Regions from separate parts of the Homo sapiens genome. Here all the other regions are linked to region 1. Evidence: chromatin loops called from intact Hi-C (ENCODE). Cell type or tissue: dorsolateral prefrontal cortex. All regions are shown on one strand. Each heading gives the region's core, and the rest is flanking DNA. Links, peaks and the distances in the headings are about the cores only. Region 1 overlaps FKBP6 (FKBP prolyl isomerase family member 6 (inactive)). Region 2 overlaps BAZ1B (bromodomain adjacent to zinc finger domain 1B). Region 3 holds the start of FZD9 (frizzled class receptor 9).

Region 1 (5,635 bases), core at 442-5,441:
CCAAACTCCTCCTCAACTCTGTGAGCCACTCCCAGGACCCCTTCTGCAAATCTTTTTTTTTTTTTTTTTTTTTCTGGCTGATGCTAAAGATAGGTTTCTGTCCCTGGCAATACCAAGGGTCCAACAGCCAATCCCAGAGCCAGCCTGGAGGATGTTTTATTAGAGGCTGGTCTGTTGCTTCGGCTATTTCACACTTAGTCCAACCAACATTTCCTGAGCACCAATCGTGCACCTGGCATGGCTCCAGAAGCTAGAAAATGCAAAGATGGAAAAGGCATACTGTCTACTATAGTCAGAGGCTTAGAGCACATAACTAATACTTAAGAGAACACTCATTCCTCCAGAAGTAATCTTACAAGTCAGTGGTATCTAACATCTAAGATGAAAAGAACAAAAGTTAAAATTGTCCTAAGCCAGGTGCAGTGGCTCAGGCCTGTAATCCCAGCACTTTGGGAGGCCAAGGCGGGAGGACCACCTGAGGTCAGGAGTTTGAGACCAGCCTGACCAATATGGTGAAACCCTGTCTCTACTAAAAATACAAAAATTAGCCAGGCGTGGTGGCTCACACCTGCAGTCCCAGCTACTCGGGAGGCTGAGGCAGGAGGATCACTTGAATCTGGGAGGCAGAGGCTGCAGTGAGCCAAGATTGTGCCATTGCACTCCAGCCTGGGTGACAGAGGGAGACCCTTAAAAAAAAAAAAATTGTCCTGGTTAGTGACAACTAGGTTGTCAAGATGACTGGATTTTTAGCTTCTTTTAAATGACTAGGCCTCAAATACTACAGAAAAAAAGGGGAGCAGGGAGAGCAAAGACACAAAAGCTAAAACTTATCACAACTGTGACAGCAGTGGCAATATGACAGTGGTGGCTACTTTAGAACACAAATACAGTCATTGCTGATGGTAAGATAAATGCTGGAGTTGGAAATCTGGGGGAAAGCATCTGAAGATCAGCAGCCTCCAGTCCTACAGACTGAAAAGGCTGGGAAGCAAACATGATGGCGAGGAAAACTGCTGCCCAGCTGGGCTGCCCAAGCCCTTGTCTGGGATGGACCCTGGCAGACCTGGGTCTTCATTCATGACAGGACTTGTGGGGTCACAGTCCAAAATGTTTGGCAAACAGTCACTGCCCTTCATTTTTACTGGATACTAGAAGTGACCAAACAAGGGAAGTCCTCTGGCTCACATCTCAGTTCTGAAGACCTGCAAATATGTACTCCAAAGGCCACTGAAAGACCTGAAGGCCAGGGTTCACATGGCCAGCATCAGTGACGAAGGCAACATTTACCTGTGATGCTGGTGGGCGCATCTGAAAGTGCAGATAGCAGCAGTTTATGGACCGCTATGAAAATGTCGGGGATGAATAGGCCTTTTCACTGCCTCCTCCTCTCAAGCCCCTTTTGTAGGGAGATGGAGGAAGCAACAAAGGAGAGATTTATCACCATGAGCCCGTTCAGCAGCTGTTTTCTTGTTGTTCCTTGTTTGACTTCTCCGAGAGAGCAGAGTTATCTGTGCAGCTAAGCAGGTGTTTCAGGCAGGTGATTTTGTTTCCATTAATTTTATTAAATAGTAGACCAGACTGGAGGGTTCAGACTGGAGGGTTATCTCATGTGCTTGGGAACTCCCGCCCTGTGCCTGCAAAATTACTAGGTGTGATCTTGGGAGGAATGCTATATTCCGCTCCCTGTTGCTTTCAGCATCTTCAAATCTCTAAGTCTAATAGAAAGTAGAATTTAAGAGCCACAGCCCATCCCCACCCTGCGATCTTGTCTGCTTTAGTAATGTGTTAGAGACACAGTCAAGTTGGAGGCTTTCGAGTTCTCAGGAGAAAGAAGATGAACAGAAGCTTGACACGTCAAAGCCCAGCTCTATCAACCATCACATTCATGACTCTACTCAGTCTCATGTTCCAAGCAACTGCAAGGAGAGTTTCACATAAAACATGAAAAAAAAAGGTTTTTTAAAAAATAAATTTAGGCTGAGCGCCACGGCTCACAGCTGTAATCTCGGCTACTCAGGAGGCTGAGGCAGAAGAATCGCTTGAACCTGGGAGGCGGAGCTTGCAGTGAGCTGAGATCGCACCACTGCACTCCAGCCTGGGCAACAGAGTGAGACTCTGCCTCAAACAAACAAACAAACAAATAAATAAATAAATAGCTCAAGGCCCCCTGAACCTATACATTTAACCCACAGGTCTGGGCGAACTTTCTTCTCACGGGAAAGGTAGGCGTGCAGCACGTGCATCCTGCACTACCGTTGTGTTGTTCTTTACAGCAAGGAACTTGTCTACCCCTCGTCCACCCTCAGCTGCAGACAGCCACCATTCACTTGGGGGTGGAGGAGAGCAGCACGCTTCTCCATCCGGAAGCCTGTGTGCCACCCTGGCCCTTTGATTACCTTCAACTTTCTCCTGCTGTAGAACCATCGCCACAGGGCGCGAACATGCGGTGCCACATTTCTTTCTCTTTATCCACATAGTCCCTGTAACAGCTGGAGAGGGAAATACACACTTGTTAGAGGAGGTCTGTGTTTGGAGGAGGTGACATCTGGTGGCTGGAATTCTCCACTCACATCCAGAAACACTGAAAATTTATCAGGACTCAAACTGAGTTGGGAGGGATGGAAGTAAGCTGGAGAGGTGGGGAGGCAGGGAAGGCTCCCACAGCTGGCCAAGGAGCCAAGCCCCTGGACAAAACCCCCTAACTGGAAAGGACAGCTGCCTTGAAGGGCAGGTGCCTCTGGCCACCAGGCTCCGGGCTGAGTCTCGCCAAACGACCCCTCACCCTCAGCAGCCTCTAACCTCTCCTGATTTTCTCACTAAAGAATGACCAGATCTGACAGGATACTTTTAAATACCAGAAAGGAAATTGCTGGCAAGTCCTAAAAGGCTTGAAATGTAACCTAAGAGATACTCACATCTCAGACACTAATGCCAAGCAAGCTTTAACTAGCAATCTGGACCGAATGTTTAATATTAAGACAAGTAGAGAATTTCACCATTACAGAAGAAGATATACCTTAAAAACCATGGACCTATTACCAAGTGATGGAGTTATGGGGGACTCCTATTTATAGGTAGACATTTTCAAGGTTTTCTACAATGGACACAAAACTTCTATAATGAGAAAAAATTACATCACTAAAAGACTGGTGTGCTTAGTCACGTGGGTAACAAGGAGGTCAATCCATGGGTATGAGTCAGACCCGAAACGCCTGTTTCTGGTCACATGAGGACCTACGAGGGGCCTTTCTGCACTTGGTTAGGAGCAGTGGTTCTTGGTGGAGCACGCAGGGAAGAGCGCACCAGAAGACTCTTTTTAAGTGACACCGGGGCCAGTTGTGGTGGCTTGTGCCTGTAATCCCAGCACTTTGGAAGGACGAGGTGGGGGGATCACCTGAGGTCAGGAGTTTGAGACCAGCCTGGTCAACACGGTGAAACCCTGTCTCAACTAAAATACAAAAACAATTAGCCAGATGTGGTGGTACACGCCTGTAATCCCAGCTACCTTGGAGGCTGAGACAGGAGAATCGTCTGAACTCGGGACGCGGAGGTTGCAGTGAGCCGAGATCATGCCATTGCCCTATAGCCTAGGTGACAGAGAGGGACTCCATCTCAAAAAAAAAAAAAAAAAGTGACACCCTCCCACCTCTCTAGGGGTTGTTTATTTGCGGTAGGGGAAACAGAAAGGTGGGCGATGATGGAGATGTATAGTCTGGCAGTCTGTCTCACCTGCTTGCTGGGAACTGCTGGTGCAGCGCACGGCCGAGCACTTCAGAAACCCAGCTGTAGAGGGGGCGGCCTCCTAACACTCTGGGCAACACCGCCAGACTGTCCTTTGTTGGGGGGGGTGGGGGGACAGACCAGAGTCACAACCCCACCCATCTCTCTTCATGCTCCTGCAAACACAGCTCACCTAGCCAGTTTCTTCAGCTCATTATTGATGTCATGATTGAAGGGTTGCTCCTTCTGGGCTCGAACTAGAAAATCCCGGGCCTTTTGATACTCAGTCAGGAGAAGACAAGCCTGTCCCAAGGAGAGAACTTTAAAAGCACAGTTAGAAAAGATATCATTTGGCTGGGCACGGTGGCTCATGCCTGTAATCCCAGCACTTTGGGAGGCCAAGGCGGGCGGATCAACTGAGGTCAGGGATTCCAGACCAGCCTGGCCAACACGGCAAAACCCTATCTCTACTAAAACTACAAAAATTAGCTGGGTGTGATGGCGCATGCCTGTAATCCCAGCTACTTGAGAGGCTGAGGCAGGAAAATTGCTTGAAGCCAGGAAGCGGAGGTTGCAGCGAGCCGAATTTGCGCCACTGCACTCCATCCTGGGCAACAAGAGCAAAACTCTGTCTAAAAAAAAAAAAAAAAAAAAAAAAGACAGCATTTTTGCAGTAGCTGAGTTGAGCACTGCTACTACCTTTTCCTGGGTGTTTATTCCCAAGTCACTGGCTTCCAACTCACCTGTCCACACCTGAAGAGGGCCTTGGCATTCTTTTGGTCAATGATCAAAGCCTGCTCTCCATAGCACAGGGCTATGGTGGGTCGGTCTAGCTTCAGGTATGTAAAGGACAGGTTCAGGAGAACAGGAAGCTTGGCGGCCTCCACCAGGTGCTGCTCTTCAGGGGGTGCTGATCGCCGGCGCAGAAGCAATAGGGCCTGTGGAGAGGGAAGGCAGATGGTCAAGAGGAGTAACAGTCTTATGTACAAAACCCTAAAGAATCCACACGCAAAAACTATCAGAGCTAAAAATCGGCTGTTACAGGTTGCAAGACACAAGATCAACATAAGAAGTCAGGTATATTTCTTTTTTCTTCTTTTTTCAGACGGAGTCTTGTTCTGTCGCCAGGCTGGAGTGATCTCAGCTCACTGCAACCTCCGCCTTCTGAGTAGCTGGGACTACAGGTGTGCACCACCATGCCCGGCTAATTTTTTCATATTTTAATATGACCATTTTGGCCAGGATGGTCTCGATCTCCTGACCTCGTGATCCACCTGCCTCAGCCTCCCAAAGTGTTGGGATTACAGGCGTGAGCCACCATGCCCGGCCAAAAGTCAGGTATATTTCTATGCTCTAGCAACGAACTACCCAAAAATGAAATTAAGAAAACAACTCCATTTACAATAGCATCAAAAAGAATACAGTAAGTAGCAATAAACTTAAAACAACTGAAAGACTTGCACACTGAAAACTACAAAATGGTTGTTGAAAGAAATTAAAGATGATTCAAATAAAATGGAAAAATATCTCATGTTCATTAATTGGAAGACAATATTAAGATGGTAATATTTTCCTAACTGGTCAACATATTCATGCAACCCTACCAAAATTTCAACAGCCTTTTTTGTAGACACAGACAAGTTGATTAGATAATTCATATGGTGGCCAGGCACAGTGGCTCATGCCTGTAATCCCAGCACTTTGGGAGGCTGAGGCGGGCAGATCACCTGAGGTCGGGAGTTCGAGACCCGTCTGGCCAACATGGTGAAACCCCATCTCTACTAAAAATACGAAATCAGCTGGGTGTGGTGGCAGGTGCCTGTAATTCCAGCTACATTGGAGGCTGAGGCAGGAGAATCACTTGAACATGGGAGGCGGAGGTTGTGGTGAACCGAGACCACACCACTGCACTCCA
Region 2 (5,635 bases), core at 482-5,481, 100 kb before region 1:
GTGCACTGGTATGATCACTGCTCACTGTATCCTCGATCTCTCAGGCTTAAGCAATCCTCCTTACCTCAGCCTCCTGAGCAGCTGGGACTACAGGCACGTGCCACCATGCCCGGCTTTTTTGTAGAGATAGGGTCTTGCCATGTTTCCCAGGCTGGTCTTGAACTCTTGGGTTCAAGTGATCCTCCTGCCTTGGCCTCCCGAAGTGCTGGGATTACAAGTGTGAGCCACTGCGCCTGATCTCTCTGAGGGCAGATCCTGAATATGGTAGTATACTGATTCTGTTTATTTGTAAGCTAGTGATTGCTTTCCACTTCTACGTTGTAGCTCTCTTTCCAAGGAATTGCTTTTCTAAGTTTTTACGGCCTCGACTTGCCAAAAGGATCTGGGAAGTATTTGGTACTTCAGAGCTTTTTGTCAACTCTATCTTTCAGACCACCAAAGATGTGGTTCCCCAGTGCAGCTCAAGGTTCTAGCACCTAAGCATCAGATTCTTACCCTTTCTTACTAGCCTGGGCTTGAGCTAGAGACGCTAAAGTAGCCAAGAAAGGGTTATCGTGATCCAGAAATAGAATGGAAAGTAGTGTTTCTGGATTATTCGTGTCACTGCCTTCCTAGACCTCTGTGTCCAGTGTCATCTCCCCACTCCCCAAGGGAAGGTGGTGGAGAGCCTGGAGCTAAATCCTCATGGCATTGTTTCCCAGGGCTCACTGAGGAATGCCAGTTGGCTTGATGGTGAGCACCTGTTGTAAACCTGAGACACAAGTAGTCTCAGTGCCTTTGTGTGTGTGTGTGTGTGTGTTTTTTTTCTTTTGTGAGATGGAGTTACACCCTTGTTTCCCAGGCTGGAGTGCAGTGGCGTGATCTCGGCTCACTGCAACCTCCGCCTCCCAGGTTCAAGCGATTTTCCTGCCTCAGCCTCCTGAGTAGCTGGGATTACCAGCATGTGCCACCACGCCCTGCTAATTTTGTATTTTTAGTAGAGACGGGGTTTCACCATGTTGGTCAGGCTGGTCTTGAACTCCCGACCTCAGGTGATCCACCTGCCTCAGCCTCCTAAAGTGGTGGGATTACATGTGTGAGCCACAACGCCCGGCCTATATTCTTTATTCTCTCATTGGGGATCCTGGGCAGGGCTCTTATGGAGGGGACTAGCCCTAAATTGTATTTAATGAGGAGCCTTGTGGCCCTTCATGGAAGTACCAGCTTTTCTCTGGAAAGATTCTGATGGTAAGTGTAGAATAACTCTGGGAATTACAACATAGGGTTTGTTTTACAATCCAGTTCCATCTTACATGTAAATACATCCACTCGCTCAGGCTGAGCTTGGGCTGTGGGAAATCCAGGCTGACCTATTAGCAAATGGCTTCTCATGAGTGAGAGTTTACAGTTGATTCCTGCAGGGGCCTTATGGCTGGGAGTAACTGCAGGACGGGGCAGGACAGAAGTACTGAAGGACCTAGCCCTCTGAAGGGCTTTGGCAGTGGATGAAAGGCACCCATTCTTCATCGGCTGCCACTGCCTTTTAGTGTCCTGTTAGGTAAGGCAAGATAAAATAGCAAGAGCACCTTAAAACCAAAGGAGGCCACTGCTTTCCTTGTCCAGGAAAAGGATTCTCCCTGCATCCCTTTCCCCCATTTCGAAGATGCTCCTCCCTTCACCTTCCGTTGTTCTCTGCTGAATCCATAGTTTTTCTTTCAGTGAGACCTCGAAAGACCATCCGGGGCAAGCACAGCGTCATCCCCCCTGCAGCAAGGTCAGGCCGGCGCCCGGGTAAGAAGCCACACTCTACCAGGAGGTCTCAGCCCAAGGCACCACCTGTGGATGATGCTGAGGTGGATGAGCTGGTGAGAATTATTTATCATCCCTTCTCTAACCTTTCTGTTTCTTATTCCCTACCCCAGCAATTAGGAATTCATCAGGCAACAGGTGGGAGGGGAGCCTCCCCCCTCCTCCTTCTTACCAAACTTGGGAGGCTGGGGAGGCAGATGGGTGAGCCTGTACGCAGACAGAAGCAGCAAGGCCTCCAGGAACAGCTATGTCCGGCATTCCCCTGCTGTAGCCTGCAAACTAGTTAGCGGGCAGCCTGCAACTTATTAAGGATTTAAAAATAGTATCCATGTGTCTCCAGTGGGCTCAGAGGGGCTGGGTCTTCATTGTGGGAATGTCAGCAATGCTGGAGCCTCACTTACTGTTGAGTCGACAGTTGTTATGGGAGGGACATTACCCTCCCCTCTGCTCCTTAACCAATGTAATTTTAGTAGTTTTTAGATCTCACTTGAGCTTTAAAGAACAAAAAAGAAACTCTTGAAAAGGTGCTTGTTTTGACAGATCAAATTGGAGTTAGGGGCTTAAGGCAGGCCATTTGGGAGATCATAAGGCATTAGAAGATGCTCGGTTTGCCACAGCCTTGGGCTCTGTGGCCTCTGCTGTGAATCACAGCTTTTGTTATGGCTACCTGGAATGGAGGCCCCGCCCCTTTTCTCTTTAGCCACTTAACCCTCACATGTCTACGGTGGAAGAGCCCAGGAAGGGAATTGGACCTCTTGCTTTTCTTACCAGAGGCACCCCACCCCCACAGAATTGGCTGCTGTTGGCCCAGATAGCATGTTTTGCTTTCTGCAGTGGCTTGTTGATGCCCTTCCATGGTGTCACTGTAACCCCAGGTCCACCTGTTCTCTGAGAGCTAGTGTCCTGTTGACAGTAGCCCCCTTCAGCCGACCTCCAGCAGGACTGCTGGTAAAGGCGGCCCCCGCTGCCTGCTCTTTGCTGCTTTGATTGCCGTGGCCCCGGGGGAGGCGAGTGAGTGGACTACTGGGAAGATGCCTGCCACCTGGGCCGAGGGTGCTCCCTGACTTGAATATCAGAAGGTTTCAGCACCTCTGCGCCAAGGAAATAGTTGAACTCTCTTCCTTTTTTGAGCAGATACACTTATTTTCTGCCCTGTCCATTCTTCCTCCTGTCTTGAATCTGTAATAACATTGTTCTTTCTTTCCTGCCAGGTGCTTCAGACCAAGCGGAGCTCCCGGAGGCAAAGCCTGGAGCTGCAGAAGTGTGAAGAGATCCTCCACAAGATCGTGAAGTACCGCTTCAGCTGGCCCTTCAGGTGAGTGCTGTGTTCTCAGGTGCAGGGGAGAGGAGTGGCCTGGCTGGTTCTAAAAGCTTCCAGAGCCCCTGAGGGGCTCTCAGCCAAGCCCTTGCTTTTCAGGACGTGTCTCAGTGGCAGGGGCACTGCCGTCAAGGCTGTGCAGATTCTCCATTTGGTTCTTCTCCACAGGGAGCCTGTGACCAGAGATGAGGCCGAGGACTACTATGATGTGATCACGCACCCCATGGACTTTCAGACAGTGCAGAACAAATGTTCCTGTGGGAGCTACCGCTCTGTGCAGGAGTTTCTTACTGACATGAAGCAAGTGTTTACCAATGCTGAGGTTTACAACTGCCGTGGCAGCCATGTGCTAAGCTGCATGGTGAAGACAGAACAGTGTCTAGTGGCTCTGTTGCATAAACACCTTCCTGGCCACCCATATGTCCGCAGGAAGCGCAAGAAGTTTCCTGATAGGCTTGCTGAAGATGAAGGGGACAGTGAGCCAGAGGCCGTTGGACAGTCCAGGGGACGAAGACAGAAGAAGTAGAGAGGCAGGGCCGTGGTAAGGGAGCTGAGGTGGGGGGACAGCTAGGGAGGGTGGGAGGGAGGCGAGCGAGGAAGACCAAGAACCTGGAAGAGATCACAGGGAGTCCAGAAACGCCTGTCATCCCAAGCTTATGCTGTTTTTCTAAAAGCTCTTTATGGGGCTTGATATTGGGTTGGTGGTCTTTGTCCAGAAATATGAAGGGACAAAGAGGGCCATAACCCTCCCTTCTGAGAGTTTCCAGGAGGAGTCCGAGGGTCTAGCTTTTCTGGTGAAGCCAGTTCCTGTTCCTGCCTTCTTTCCTAAGGGCCTGCTCGCTCTGGCTTCCACCACAGTGCCAAGCCCCTCTGGTCTCCAGGGGAGGGATTGCTGTGTTACATAGCAGGATCGGGGTAATCAGGCCAACAGGGGAGATGGTGGCGATTTTTCTTTTTTAATCTGTATTTATTATACAGTCTTGTTTCTTTAAGCCCATACTCTGTCTCTTCCCCCGTCTTCCTCTCAGGTGACAGTATCAGTGAGTGCCATACAGAATTGTGTATTCACCAGCATCATGAAACAGTTGTGGTCTTTTGAGTTGATCTTGGCAGAGTAAAGGGACGTGTCCTGGAGCCATTCCTGAATCTCCCCTTCTTTGTGACAGCTCCTCCCACCCCCCCAAAAAATAAAAAAACCACAAAAAACAAAAAAACAAAACTAAGGCACTTCACTTAGAGACTGGAGTCCTGCTTATAATCATGCATATAACCTTTACTTTGATGGATCTGGCCAGAGGGGTGTTGGAGCCCAGCCCACCCACATACCAGTCAAGCTCTTAGGGGAGCAGAAGAAAAGCAGGAAGAATTTAAATGTTTAATTTTTTTTTTAAATTGACTTTTCTAGTTATTAAAAGTTGCTTGTTTCAGCAGTGATATTGTATAAAGAACATCTTGTAAGATACTCCTGACATCTTGCTTTAGCACATGTACAGTACAGTTTCTATGATAATGTGTTTGCTCTAACTTCCCTGGCTTCTCCTTCAGCCCATCCACTCTCCTCTAGAGCAGTTGGGTTGGAGGCTCATTGAGGCAAGCAGCAACATTGGAGGGGGAGCAGGGCAGTGCTGTGTCTGCTGCCTCCCATGCCCGTTCTGACCTCAGCCTTGGAACTCCTCAAGAACCTGAAGATTCCAGTGGTCAGTGTCGGTGGGGGGTGGGAGGAGAGAGCGGCAGAGAAGCTCTGAGAGCCCCTTCCCCCACAACAAATCTAGCTCTAGTTGTTATATTTAGGCAAAACTTTGTAGTCTTCTTTCCCTTTTATGATGGATTTTGATAAAAGTACAAAACAGGGTTTTTCTTTTTTATCACCTTTGAATTTGGAAATTTTGAGCACCCAAGCTCTTCTGTACCTATTTAAAGTCCACCAAGGGGACTGCAGCTCCTAGAACATGAGAATCAAGCCTCTTAATTTTAAACTGCGGAATGTGGCCTCTGCTTCCTCCGTCCTCCTGCCCAAGGACGACGAGGATTGCTCCAGGGCTGCTGGGTAGTTTACCGTCCCTTCTATAGGCATGGAGTTGGCACTGACATCACAGCTTCATAACCCCACCACCGCCAGCTTCCCCTGCCTCCTACATCCAGTCTGTTCTTGTTCATAGTGAGAATCCTGTGTTCCCACTTCAGTGACACCTGAATTGTTTGTTGTTGTTTTTTTTTTTTATTGTCTTCAAAGAGGAAGGGCCCCATTAAAGGGTGAACTTGTAATAAATTGGAATTTCAAATAAACCTCATGTACTTGTGTTTATAAAGAAGAAACCACTCTGGTGGCTGTTTGTGCTCTTTCTTGGTGGGTGGGGGTGGGTAGTGCTGTCCCGAGTGCTGCTTTCCCACTGACCCTTGGAGCCGGGTCCTCTGAAGGCTTGGCCTCCAGAGTCAGGGCCTCTCAGTGTTCTTAACCACAGAAAGAAGTACTCCCTCCAAGCCTCTCCTGGCCCTGTCTCCGTCTAAAACCCTGAAAAACTTCATTTG
Region 3 (5,635 bases), core at 388-5,387, 91 kb before region 1:
CACAGCTGTTCCGGGGGGACTTCCTCCTGATTGGGGGGTGCCAGCACCCACTGCCAGCTCTGCTTACAAGAAAGACTCCTGCAGGGCCCTCACCCTCCTACCTTCCCCCCTTCCCAGCCAGAGAGGACTCAGCAGTGCCACGCGGGGGTTTATTCCAGTCACAGCTTCCAGAGGAACGCAACAATAAATTACATCATTAAATAAACTCCGGCTGGACCCCTCTGCCCCGCCCCTCCACATCCTCCACTAGGACCCTGTGGGGACTCAGCCTGGTCCAGCCCCCGCATTAGGGGAGACCCCCATCTCCCCTAATGAGCCTCACGGGGTCCCGCCCTGATCCTCAGTCCCCGGTGCTCACTTGCCTGACCTTGACAGCTGGGCAGCTGCTAGTCAGCTGTCTCTAGGGGATGCAGGGGGCAGGGCGTGGAGGGCAAGGAGGGGGCAGCAGCCACCCCGCGCCAGGCCTGTGTGGCTAGAGGTGTGTGGGGTTCTCCAAAGAGGGGTCCGTCTTAGTCATGTGCAAGACCACGGTGGGAGCCTTATAGTGGCAGTGCGTGCCACGTCCGTAGCTCCCGGGGGCGCGGCAGGCCTTGGCCCGGGCCCGGCCAGCTGCTATCTTGCGGTAGCACAGGCTCTGCCAGGTCTGGAAAGTCTTGGAGCTCCACACCCAGACGCCGCTGGTGATCCCCACCACCAGTGACATGAAAATTTTGAGCATGAAGACCGCCACGGTGGGCACCGAGCCCCCTGGCAGCGAGCAGTCCCTCCGGCCTCCGGGCCCCGCGGCCGCTGCGCATGGCTGCTCTGTGGCCCGAAGGCGCCAGAAGTCCATGTTGAGGCGTTCGTAGACATAGCAAACGATGACGCAGGTGGCGGGCACCGTGTAGAGGATGGAGAAGACCCCGATCTTGACCATGAGCTTCTCCAGCTTCTCTGTGTTGGTGCCGCCCGTCTTCATGATCTTGCGGATGTGGAAGAGGGCCACGAAGCCGGTCAGGAGGAAACTACTGCCCAGCACCAGGTAGCCAGAGAGGGGCACCAGCACGAAGCCCGTGAGCGCTGCTGCATCCGTGCTGGCCACGTAGCAAAGCCCAGTCAGCTCATCACCCGCCACCTTGCGCAGGGTCAGGATGACGATGGTCTTGAGCGCGGGCAGGCCCCAGGCAGCCATGTGGAAATAGCTGCCGTGGGCCTCGATGGCCTCGTGGCCCCATTTCTTCCCGGCAGCCAGGAACCAGGTGAGCGTCAGGACCACCCACCAGAGCGAGCTGGCCATGCCGAAGTAGTAGAGCAGTAGGAAGACCAGCGTGCAGCCCGTGTTCTCCAGGCCCTCCTGGATCACGTAGAGCGCGCCCGCCTCCTGGTCACAGGCCACGCTCTGCGCTCCGGCCACCGCACGGATCAGGAAGGCCAGCGAGTAGACGTTGTAGCACATGGAGAGGAAGATGATGGGGCGCTCGGGGTACTGGAAGCGGTGGGGCTCCAGCAAGAAGGTGAGCACAGTGAAGGCGGTGGAGAAGAAGCACAGCGCCGACCACACGGCCATCCAGACCAGCGCGAAGTCCTTGTCGCGCCGGGACCAGAACACCTCGACGCCGGGCCCGCAGCGCGGTGCGCACGAGCGGCTCTTCTCCACGTACTGGAACTTCTCGGGGTTCTCGCAGGTGCCACTGCCGCCCGCGCCCGGGCCCAGGTCTCCGGGAGGGCGCGCGGGCCGCGGCGCCACGGGCAGCATGCCCAGGCCCTTGTGGGGCTCCGCGGGGCCGGCCGTGGCGTTCTCGGGCGCCTCCATGCACAGCGCGTGCGGGTCGTTGCGCGTGGGCAGCCGGGCGCAGTCGAGCGAGTCCGGCCAGCCGAAGTTGAACTGCTCCATGATGGGCGCGCAGCGCAGGCGCGCCTGCTCGCACATGGGCCGGCAGGCGGGAATGGGCGTCGAGACCTGGTCGGTGCACATGGGCGCGTAGAGCGAGCACAGGAAGAAGCGCAGGTGGCTGTGGCAGCCGTACTGCACCAGCGGCGCGAACTCCGCTAGCTCGGCAGCCGCCTCGCCCTGCGACGTGTGGCCCAGCAGGTTGGGCATGCGGGTCAGGTTGTAGCCGATGCCGCGGCACATGGGGATCTCCACCGCCTGGCACGGCGCAGCCCCGCGCCCGCGCTCCGGGTCGAAGCGGCCGATCTCCAGTGCCGCGCCGCCCGCCGCCAGCAGCTGCCACAGCAGCAGCGCCCCCCGCAGAGGCGCCACGGCCATCCCGGGAGGCCCGGGCCGAAGGCGGGAGCGCGGCCCCGGCTCACTCGGGCTCAGCGGTCCCGCGCCCCGGTGCCTGCCCGCCACGTCGCGGGGCGCGGGCCATCGCTGAGCCGCCCACGTGTGTCCGGGCGCCCTGGGCAGCGAGCGGGCAGCCGCCCGAGGGACAGGAGCCGCCGAGCCCGCCTAGCCGCCACCGCCGCTGCCACCGGAGCCGCCGCTGAGCCAGAGCCGGCGCAACCTCCCGGGGCCGAGGCTACCAGCCCCCGGGGCGGGGCTCCGGGAGGACACGCCCAGGGACACGCCTCCCACTGGGCTTTAAAGGCGCCGCGTCTCCCGGCCACGCGGAGCACGGGGTGGGGCCGGGCCTGGTGGGTGTCCGCCCGCTTGCCCTCCGCTTACACTCGGTTTCTTCCCTTCCCTTGCTGCCTGGGAGAGGCTGCGGGAAGTCCCCGTACCCACACTCTCAGACTGGGTCGCCTCATTTTACTCTAGGAGGGAGACTTTTTTTTTTTTTTTTTTTTTTTTGAGACGGAGTTTTGCTCTTGTCGCCCAGGCTGGAGTGCAGTGGCGCGATATCGGCTCACTGCAACCTCCGCCTCCCGGGTTCCAGCGATTATCCTGCCTCAGCCTCCCGAGTAGCTGGGATTACAGGCTCCTGCCACCACGCCCCTCTAATTTTTTGTATTTTTAGTAAAGACGGGGTTTCACCATTTTGGCCAGGCTGGTCTCGAACTCCTGACCTCAGGTGATTCACCTGCCTCGGCCTCCCAAAGTGCTGGGATTAGAGGCTTGAGCCACCGCGCCCAGCTGGAAGACTTTTTATTTTTATTTTTAATTGTTATTTCTTTTTAGAGACAGGGTCTCTCTGTGTCGCCCAGGCTGGAGTCCAGTGGAACGACCATAGTTCACTGCAGCCTCCATCTCCCGGGCTCAAGCGACCTTCCCGCCTCAGCCACCAGAGTAGCTGGGATTACAGGTGGGCACCACCACTCCCGGCTAATTTTAAAATGTTTTTGTAGAGACAGGGTCTCACTATGTTACCCAGGCTGGTCTTGAACTCCTGGGCTCAAGGGATGCTCCCGCTTCTGCCTCCCAAAGTGCCGGGATTACAGGCGTGCTCCACCGTGCCCGGCCAGGGGAGACCATTTCTAAGGCTTCCCACGTGTGGAAGTCTGCCTTGTACCCAGTGGCAGCTCAAATACAGCGTCTGCCTCTCCCCTCAGTGTATGTGACTTGGGGCTCCTCTCTGAGCCTCAGCTTGCTTTTCTGTAATGCAGGCAGATAATCCTACTGTTAAAATCAACAGTTCTGCCAGGCGCAGTGGCTCACCCCCACCCCCATCTTGCCCCATCAGCCTGGGCAACATAGTGAGACCTCGTCTCTAATAAAGAAAAAAAAATAGCTTTTTTTTTTTTGAGATGGAGTTTCGCTCTTGTCGCCCAGGCTCATCTCATCGCCCAGGAGTGCAATGGTGCGATCTTGGCTCACTGCAACCTCCGCCTCCCGGGTTCAAGCAATTCTCCTGCCTCAACCTTCCAAGTAGCTGGGATTACAGGCGCCCACCATCACTCCCGGGTAATTTTTGTACTTTTAGTAGAGACAGGGGTTTCACCATGTTGGCCAGGCTGGTCTCGAACTCCTGACCTCAGGTGATCCATCCACCTCGGCCTCCCAAAGTGTTGGGATTACAGGCATGAGCCACGGTGCCTGGCCTGAAAAAAAAAAAAAAGAAAAAAAAAAAAAGAAAATCAACAACACGTGTTGGGCACCTGAATCTGATCGATCACACTTCATACTTGCCCTTATTGTATCTTCTCAGCAATCCAAGAATGCTACGTTATCCTTATTTCCCAGGTGGGGAAACTGAGTCTCAGAGAGGAATGACATACCCAAGGGCATAGAGCTACTAAGTGTTCCATTTGTGATTGTCTGTTCCGGAACCCATACCCATTTCACAAGGCCACCGTGCTCCTCTGGGGAGTGTCGCCATCACCCTCTCACCTCTCTCTAGGCTGCCCCCTTGAGACTCCTGGGACCCGCTTAGAAACTGCCATGGTTCCTGGGTAGCTCTGTGGGTGAAATCCAAGTGCCACCGGCAGGCCACACAAGGGGCAAGGGGCCCTGATCTGGGACTCTTTAGAGAAGGCCATCCCCCTTTCACCCAACTGTTCCTATTCTCTTGGCCTGGAAACACCTGGAGGACTCAGAATGTTTCACATGAGCACTTAGTACTGTTTCATGTGAGCACTTAGCATCGTTTCATGTGAGCACTTAGTACTGTTTCACGTGAGCACTTAGCATCATTTCACGTGAGCACTTAGCATCGTTTCATGTGAGCACTTAGTACTGTTTCACGTGAGCACTTAGCACTGTTTCACATGAGCACTTAGTACTGTTTGACGTGAGCACTTAGTACTGTTGCACGTGAGCATTTAGCACTGTTTCATACGAGCACTTAGTACAGGGCTAGGCACCCTGGCTGAGCCCAGGGATGGTGAGTGAATGAATGAGTGAGTAACCTAGAACTTCAGGGAGGCACAGAAACTGACCGAGGACCTGTTGTGAGCCTCCTGGGCTCTGGGCCAGGGATTTTACAGTGATCATTTGTTCACCCTCATCACAGTGCTACAAGGAATCCCGTACCCATATACAGATGAGAAATTGAGGCTTAGCAAACTCAAATATTTGCCCAGGATTACGCAGCTCGTAAGGGTCAAGATTGGCATCCAGGCTCCTCCATTGCAAGAGGCTGCCTGTTAACACCACCAGAGGCAGGACACCAGCCCAGCCGGCCCAGCTCAGCCACACCTGCCTGCACTAGAGCCTGGCCTGTGGTAGGGACTTGGGAAGGAGTCAGCAGTGGTGGTGGCAATGGTGAGAAAATGGGGCCATCATTTCCCACACATCCCTGTAATTAGTACTCTGCTACCCTTAGAGCTGTGCTGGAGCAGGGAGGGGACCAGGCAGGGGACATGCCATCTCGTGCATACACTCAGCCCCTCGCTCCTCAAGAGGATCGGGAGATGGGGCACCAAGGAGACGCAGCCAGCCCTGTGTCCAGCACAGGATAGTACTCAGCCACATGTGGGCCATGAGACGTCCTGAAGTTCCCAAAGAGGTAAGGCAGGAGTATGGTACCTGTGACCCTGGGGGACCCAGGTGAGGCACCGTGGCTCAAGCCTGTAATCCTAGCACTTTGGGAGGCCAAGGTGGGAGAATCACTTGAGCCCAGGAGTTCGAGACCAGCCTGGGCAAAATAGCAAGACCCCACCATCTCTAAAACAAAAATAAACAAAAAAGTCAGGGATGGTGGTATGCGCCTGTAGTCTCAGCTACTCAAGAGGCTGAGGCTGGAGAATCCCTTGAGCCTGGGAGGCTGCAGTGAGC

What was found. A loop is a pair of places that touch in the nucleus more often than their neighbours do. Peaks named below come from ENCODE experiments on the same cell type or tissue, not always from the same donor. Only the 100,000 strongest peaks of a DNase experiment are listed, where the experiment ranks them.
Region 2: a loop joins it to region 1, with 4 times the contacts of the local background. A loop is called at or near these places in 71 of 110 quality-filtered maps.
Region 3: a loop joins it to region 1, with 4 times the contacts of the local background. A loop is called at or near these places in 35 of 110 quality-filtered maps.

The regions. Positions count from the first base shown.
Region 1 is chr7:73,339,661-73,345,295 of GRCh38, reverse strand. FKBP6 (FKBP prolyl isomerase family member 6 (inactive)) reads right to left here. Exons shown (of 9, transcript NM_003602.5): 6 at 4,464-4,658; 7 at 3,914-4,023; 8 at 2,397-2,489. The coding sequence ends at 2,399. Among named protein-coding and RNA genes, the nearest start is that of FKBP6, 14 kb to the right of the region's middle. RefSeq lists an enhancer at 2,237-3,181. In dorsolateral prefrontal cortex, for the core only: CTCF peaks have their summits at 2,336 and 2,538 (motif pointing left); a DNase peak (open chromatin) is centred at 2,502; H3K4me3 peaks cover 1,410 bases.
Region 2 is chr7:73,440,193-73,445,827 of GRCh38, reverse strand. BAZ1B (bromodomain adjacent to zinc finger domain 1B) reads left to right here. Exons shown (of 20, transcript NM_032408.4): 17 at 1,699-1,844; 18 at 3,000-3,103; 19 at 3,275-3,647; 20 at 4,135-5,422. The coding sequence ends at 3,632. Among named protein-coding and RNA genes, the nearest start is that of FZD9, 9.2 kb to the right of the region's middle. RefSeq lists an enhancer at 2,238-3,208. In dorsolateral prefrontal cortex, for the core only: no CTCF peak of the experiment used is centred there; no DNase peak of the experiment used is centred there; H3K27ac peaks cover 336 bases.
Region 3 is chr7:73,430,621-73,436,255 of GRCh38, reverse strand. FZD9 (frizzled class receptor 9) reads right to left here and starts at 2,478. Exons shown (of 1, transcript NM_003508.3): 1 at 136-2,478. The coding sequence starts at 2,248. The coding sequence ends at 473. RefSeq lists silencers at 543-837, 2,376-2,665 and an enhancer at 1,786-2,659. In dorsolateral prefrontal cortex, for the core only: a CTCF peak has its summit at 2,572; a DNase peak (open chromatin) is centred at 2,525; H3K4me3 peaks cover 1,310 bases.